2 separate regions of the Homo sapiens genome follow, and region 1 is linked to region 2. Evidence: chromatin loops called from intact Hi-C (ENCODE). Cell type or tissue: dorsolateral prefrontal cortex. All regions are shown on one strand. Links, peaks and the distances in the headings refer to the core of each region. The heading gives the core; the rest is flanking DNA.

The links. Peaks named below come from ENCODE experiments on the same cell type or tissue, not always from the same donor. Only the 100,000 strongest peaks of a DNase experiment are listed, where the experiment ranks them.
Region 1: a loop joins it to region 2, with 2.1 times the contacts of the local background. A loop is called at or near these places in 17 of 110 quality-filtered maps.

The regions. Positions count from the first base shown.
Region 1 is chr9:129,252,633-129,255,529 of GRCh38, reverse strand. The region is part of intron 2 of IER5L-AS1 (IER5L antisense RNA 1); the gene reads right to left. Among named protein-coding and RNA genes, the nearest start is that of IER5L-AS1, 18 kb to the right of the region's middle. RefSeq lists an enhancer at 1,876-2,731. In dorsolateral prefrontal cortex, for the core only: no CTCF peak of the experiment used is centred there; DNase peaks (open chromatin) are centred at 1,459 and 2,259; H3K4me3 peaks cover 1,107 bases; H3K27ac peaks cover 2,500 bases.
Region 2 is chr9:129,201,452-129,204,348 of GRCh38, reverse strand. The region is part of intron 1 of LOC105376289 (a long non-coding RNA gene); the gene reads right to left. Among named protein-coding and RNA genes, the nearest start is that of IER5L, 25 kb to the right of the region's middle. RefSeq lists a silencer at 1,102-1,511 and an enhancer at 1,265-1,559. In dorsolateral prefrontal cortex, for the core only: a CTCF peak has its summit at 1,365; a DNase peak (open chromatin) is centred at 1,408; H3K4me3 peaks cover 1,051 bases; H3K27ac peaks cover 2,086 bases.

The sequences.
Region 1 (2,897 bases), core at 287-2,786, 51 kb before region 2:
ACCTCTCCCTCCAGGACCCTTGCACTATATGCCACCCCCCGAGTTCCCCATTTGCAGTCCCCTGCCCTCTTTCTGCTCACTCGGTTCTTCTTCATTCCACCCAGCTTAGCCCGGGTGACTCCAGTGCTTTGTTTTCTTTCTGTTTTTCCCAGAGTCCCTCCAAAAACAACAGCACAGAGCTCACCCAGCAAGTGTGCATCTCAGCCTCTCCCATCCTGCCCCAGTCCTGTCCCCTCAGTCGCCCCCTGAAAGATCCTGACCAGACTGGGAAAAAGGGGGTACGTGGGGGAAAGCCCAACGGGCAAGGTGAGGATGCTCTCTCATGAGGCGCAGGTGAGCAGGCAACATTTCTGTGACTTGCTCTTGTCAGAGTACAAAGATCCCACTGTCTCCATGGGCAATGGGGAGCCATGGGAGGGTTCAGAGCCAGAGACTGGAGCAGGCAGATTCGTGAGTGCCTTGAGAGCAGGGCCCTGGATGTTTTGTGGGTGACCCCCACCCCCATCAGCACCTATAAGATTCTGCTTAAATATGTGATGAGTAAAGAGGTCAGTGGTGAATGAATGAATTCCTTTTTTATTTATTTATTTTTTTTTTTTTGAGAAAGAGTCTCGCTCTGTTGCCCAGGCTGGAGTGCAATGGCGTGATCTCAGCTCACTCACTGCAGCCTTGACCTCCCTGTGGCTCAAGCAATCCTCCCACCTCAGCCTCCCAAGTAGCTAAGACTATAGGTGCATGCCACCACACCCAGCTAATTTTTTTTATTTTTGGAGTGATGAGAGGATCTCACTATGTTGCCCAGACTGGTCTCGAACTCCTGGACTCAAGGAGTCCACCCGCCTCAGCCTCCCAAAGTGCTGGGATTGACAGGTGTGAAGCCACTGCACCCAGCCATGAATGAGTTTTGAACTCCATGAGCATTCTGGATTTTCGTGCAGGGCTCAAAGACCCCAGAACACTTGCAGCCTCACCATCGCTTCTCTAAGTCCTTGTTCCTCATTTTTGTGCCAGCCAGGGATCTTCCAACAGTGACCTCCAAGCTGGTAAGGGATGGGGGACCCAGGCTCCCCGATCCGCACAGTGGAGCTTCTGGACTGTCTCCATCAATCTGCTGGGAATGGCCCATGGTCCCCTGGGCAAGACCCATGGTGCACGGGAAACCTCCTAGCGCTTTGGCTCTGGCTGTCATTCTGGTTTCCAGCAACATATAAAAATAGCTTCAAGGACACACAGGGGCCGGGAGGGGGAGACCTGGCCCCCGGCTTCCAGGAGAGCTGGCTACACACGACTCCTATCTCTCTCCCTCTCCAAGGCCCCCTGCCGCCCTCTGACTCTGGCTTTGAACCCTGGTCTGTATTTCCCCATGGACCACGGGCCTAAACCCGCAGAGCTCCTCCGCCAGCAGTTCCATCACCAAGACAAGCAGACGCAGAAGTCGCGGGGGAGGCGGCTGAAATTTCTCCCACAGCCAGCGCTGAGCATGAGTCCTGCAGGGCCCCGGTGCATGATGGAAGGACGGAGGCTGCGGTCCAGGGCTGAGCCCGCGAGGCTGTGGATAACCAGGGAGCCAGCCGGGAGGGGAGGGGCCGCCCAGCTGCAAGGGGCTTGCAAGGCTCTGCCAGGTCTTCTGCGTTTCCATCCCCCTAAACAACGGTGAGGCTAGTGTGTGCCCCAAACCACCTTCCAGGGCCCTGCAGAGCCAGCCCAGGGGCTGGGAGAGACCTCAACAGCAGGAGCAGCCCCCAGCCAGGGCGGAAGGCGAGGAAGGGGGAGGGGAAGCCCAATGACCTCGGGCACCTGGTGAGCGCAGACTGTGCCAGGTGCTGTGCCCCCATCTTCTCCATGAAGGAGCTGTCAAGATTCGTCCCCATCACACAGATGAGCAGAGCGAGGCTCAGAGTGGGGTGACTGACCACACAGCACGTAGGGCACACAGCTAGCCGGGTAGAGCCAGGATTTCAACCCCGGGGGCTCAGGAGCCTGTGCATGAAAGGCAGGGGCTCAGGGTAAACGCTAAAGGCTGGGGCCCCTTTTTTAACACGCTTCCCAAAAGCCCCAAAATAGACCCGCTTTCCTGATGAAGGTCTCCTCCCATCAGCTCCACAAATACCCACGTTCCCAGGCCGAGCCCAGGGCGGGGCCGCAGGAGTCAGCGCCCAGCGGGACCTATTTCTGGCTGCCACCCGGCCCGGCCACAAGCAGCCTTCTGTGGTGGCCTCAGCCACAGCCCACAGCTGAGGCACAGGCCTGGCCCAGCCTCCAAAGGCCCCTTTGTCCAGCTGCCTGGGCTGCTGAGCCTGGCTCCTGGACATCCGGAGTAGGGGGGCAGAGGGTGACCTGGGGCAGAGGTGGAGGGCTCGGCATGGACTGAGGCCCTGTGTGATGGCCGCGGCCAGCTCAAAGGACATTCCAGTGTCCTGTACCCTTGCAAGAGGAAAACAGTTTTCACCTCGGGACGGGCCTCAGCTGGCCTCAGAGAGGTGAACTCACCCTCCCCAGCTCACACACACTCACACTCACACACACACACACACACACACGTCAACTGCTGGGTGCAGCCACCATGTCCACAGGGACACGAGGAGGTGAGAGCCAGGGATCAGCATCCAGTAGGCTGGGATTCTCATCCCGGCTTCTCCGTGGGATCATCTGATACCCATGGCATCATCTAATTTCCCAGATATTCTCATCAGGGTCATTTCCCAGGTGATTTGTTCAAGTTAGGATCCAGGTAATATCTCCACGTGGCATATGGTTGCTATGTCCTATTGCTTTTTAAAAAGTTTTTCATTTCATGCCATCGATTTATTGAAGAAACGGGGCCAGTGTCCTACAAGTGTCCACAACCTGGATTGGTCTATTTGCTTCCTCATCGTGTCATTTTTTTTTTTTTTTTT
Region 2 (2,897 bases), core at 248-2,747:
GGCTGAGAAGGATCTGCCAGGGTGACCGTGGAAGCAAAAGTCAGGTGCTGCTGACAGTGAGGCCTGGGCTCCCTGCCTCTCCCTTCAGACATGACCAGGGCCACGGAGCACATCCCCCAGGATCTCACGGCCATCACCGCTAGCGCAGCCAACCCAGTTAAGGTTCACTTTTCAATAGCAGAGCCCCAGGCAACTTGCTGGGCCCGCAGACCCCAACATCTGGCACAAATCCTTCCTGCTCCTGCCACATCTGGAATGGGGGAGGGTGTGAAAATGACCCTCCCCTATTTTTCATGGCGGGCTCCTGACAGCTAGAGGCCGGGGAGGAAAAGATTTTTCTTGGACCTCACAGAAGCTCACTCAGCAAAAATCTGTGAGGGTCTCAGTTTCCCCCTCCAAGCAGCAGGGATGTTGCTCCTCCCCATATATCCCATACTCCCTCCTCAAACCCCTTGCTTCTGGGATTTGAGGGGGCATTGTGCCCCCTGAGGATGGCATTGTGCCAGCTCTTGCTGCAGCCCTGCCCTGGGAAGTCTCCTTCCCCTTCCCCTAAGGACACGCCGGGGCCTGAGAAGCAGGACCCCCAGGCTGGTTCCAGGCTCTGCCACTGAACCCTGGTCACGTTCCGCCTGGCCACTCTGCCCGAGAACCCGGCACGCATACTGGATTTGGGGATCAGAAACACTCTTCGCCAGGTGCTTCCCACGGGCCCTACTCACCTCTCCACCCCTCCCAGCGGCCCCTCCCCAGCCGTTCTCTGCCTGCCAGCCTCCCAGGCCTTCTTTTGCTTCCCCTAAAGCCTCGAAGCCCTCCTTCATGCTGTTCCCTCTGACTGGAACACCCTTCCCTGCTCCTGCCCTGGCCAACCCAGGCCTAGTCTGAATGTCACCGGCCCCTGGAAGCCTTGCCCATACCCCAGGTCCGTCAGGCCCCTGTGCCACCCTCCTCCTCTCCGGTGGGGTCATCTGGTGTGTCACTCAAGACTGAATGTCGGTGATCCCCTCCCCCGCCCACCCCGACTTTAAGCGCTGTCCCCAAAGGGCCAGACACACACTCGACAATCAAGGTGTGGCTAACGGAGACCGAAAAGGTTCCAGCGAGATCAAGCGTTTTAAAGCGCCCGGGGTGATGTTTGAGAGAGGAGGGTGGGGGAGTCAAGGGTGGGGCAGGATCCCAGCCCCGCCCCTTAAAGGGTCCCGGGAGTACGCGACAGAACTGTCCTGGGGTCCCCGGCGCAGTAGGATTAATTCAAAAGGCCTGCGGAGGGTGGAGGTCCCCCAGGGGAGGGGTCCTAGGGCCCCGTGAGCCGCGCGGGCGCCGGGCTGCTCCGCGAACGTCCGCGCCAGCGGCTGCCCGGGGGACAGGGCCTGAACTACAACTCCCATGATGCTGTGCGGCATGGCGGGCCCGGGCGGGGCGGGCGCTGGTGGCTCCGCCCCTCGCGGCCTTCTGGGGACTGTAGTTCTACCCGGAGGGGCGCGGCCTGGGTTTTGGGGCGTCTGGGCATTCTTATCGTCTCGGGGAAAGGGGAGCCTCTGCGGCCCGCGAGGAGGAAGGGACTGAGGGCGCTGACTGCCTGCAGGGCGGTCGGTGGCTCCCTTCTCTCCAGCAGCAGCCTCTCCCAGCATCATTTCCCAACAATACCAGCTGCTACAGTATTTAGTGAGCACCTACTATGCGCTAGGCCCTGTGCTGATCTCTTAAAGGACAAAGACAGAGACAGGCATGGTTCTTTGCTGAGCACACAGCCCAGGCAGGGAGACAGGCCAGGGATGTTTAATCACACAAATACATAATTACCTGTGATGGGTCCAAAACAACAGGGGCCACAAGGACGGGGACTTTTGGAACCAAGGACAGACACACAGAGTTAGACCACGGAATGGAATCTTTAGAATTTGAAGGGTGAATTTTATGGGTGGGTTGGGAAAATTCAGAACTAGCCCTGCCAACCCCTTCATTATACCGATGAGGAAATTGGCCCAGAGGCCAGGCGTGGTGGCTCGTGCCTATAATCCCAGCAGTTTGGGAAGTCGAGGTGGGTGGATCACTTGAGGCCAGGAGTTCGAGACCAGCCTGGCCAACATGGTGAAACCCTGTCTCTGCTAAAAATACAAAAATTAGGGAGGCATGGCGGTGCGCACCTGTAGTCACAGCTACTTGGGAGACTAAGACAGGAGAATCGCTTGCCCCAAGGGGGCGGAGGTTGCAGTGAGCCGAGATCATGCCACTGCACTCCAGCCTTGACGACAGAGCGAGACTCTGTCTCAAAAAAAAAAAAAGAAAAAAAAAAATTGTCCCAGAGACAGGAAGGGACTTTCCCGAAGTCACAAGCAGATCAGAGGAAGTTGGTCCAAGGAGGCCCACCCAGATGTTAAACTCCCAAGGACAGGGCCCCGGGTCTTACATGTCTTCTTGGCCCCCTCCCACCCCACCCCACCCCCCATACATGTCTCCCACCCAGCCCTGCATGGTTAGTGTGAGGAACAGCTCCACGGGCAAAGACAGCGAATGCCCTATGTCTGCCCTCAGTGAAAACACAGGGCTCGGGGCCTCGAAAATTGCACACTCCCTTGATGTGGCAGGAAAACAAGATTGACCGCATAGGGCCTCCAAGACCCTTGAATCATCCCTAAGAGAGTGGCCCTTCTACCCTGAGCAGGCAGGCAGAGATGCCCAGTGCGGGCTGAGCATGGAGCCCTTCTTCCAGAGTCTGCAGGGCGAGCACAGTCCTCATTCAAGCAAGGGAGCTTGCGTCTCTGCCTGTTCCCCATCAGTGAAAAATACACCCACCTCATGCCATCGTTCTAGCAGAAAAACCAAAGATGATGGATGTGTAGGGCATTTTCCAAGCAGAAGAGGTGCCAGTGTGAGTCACTATCCGCTGCATGCCCTGA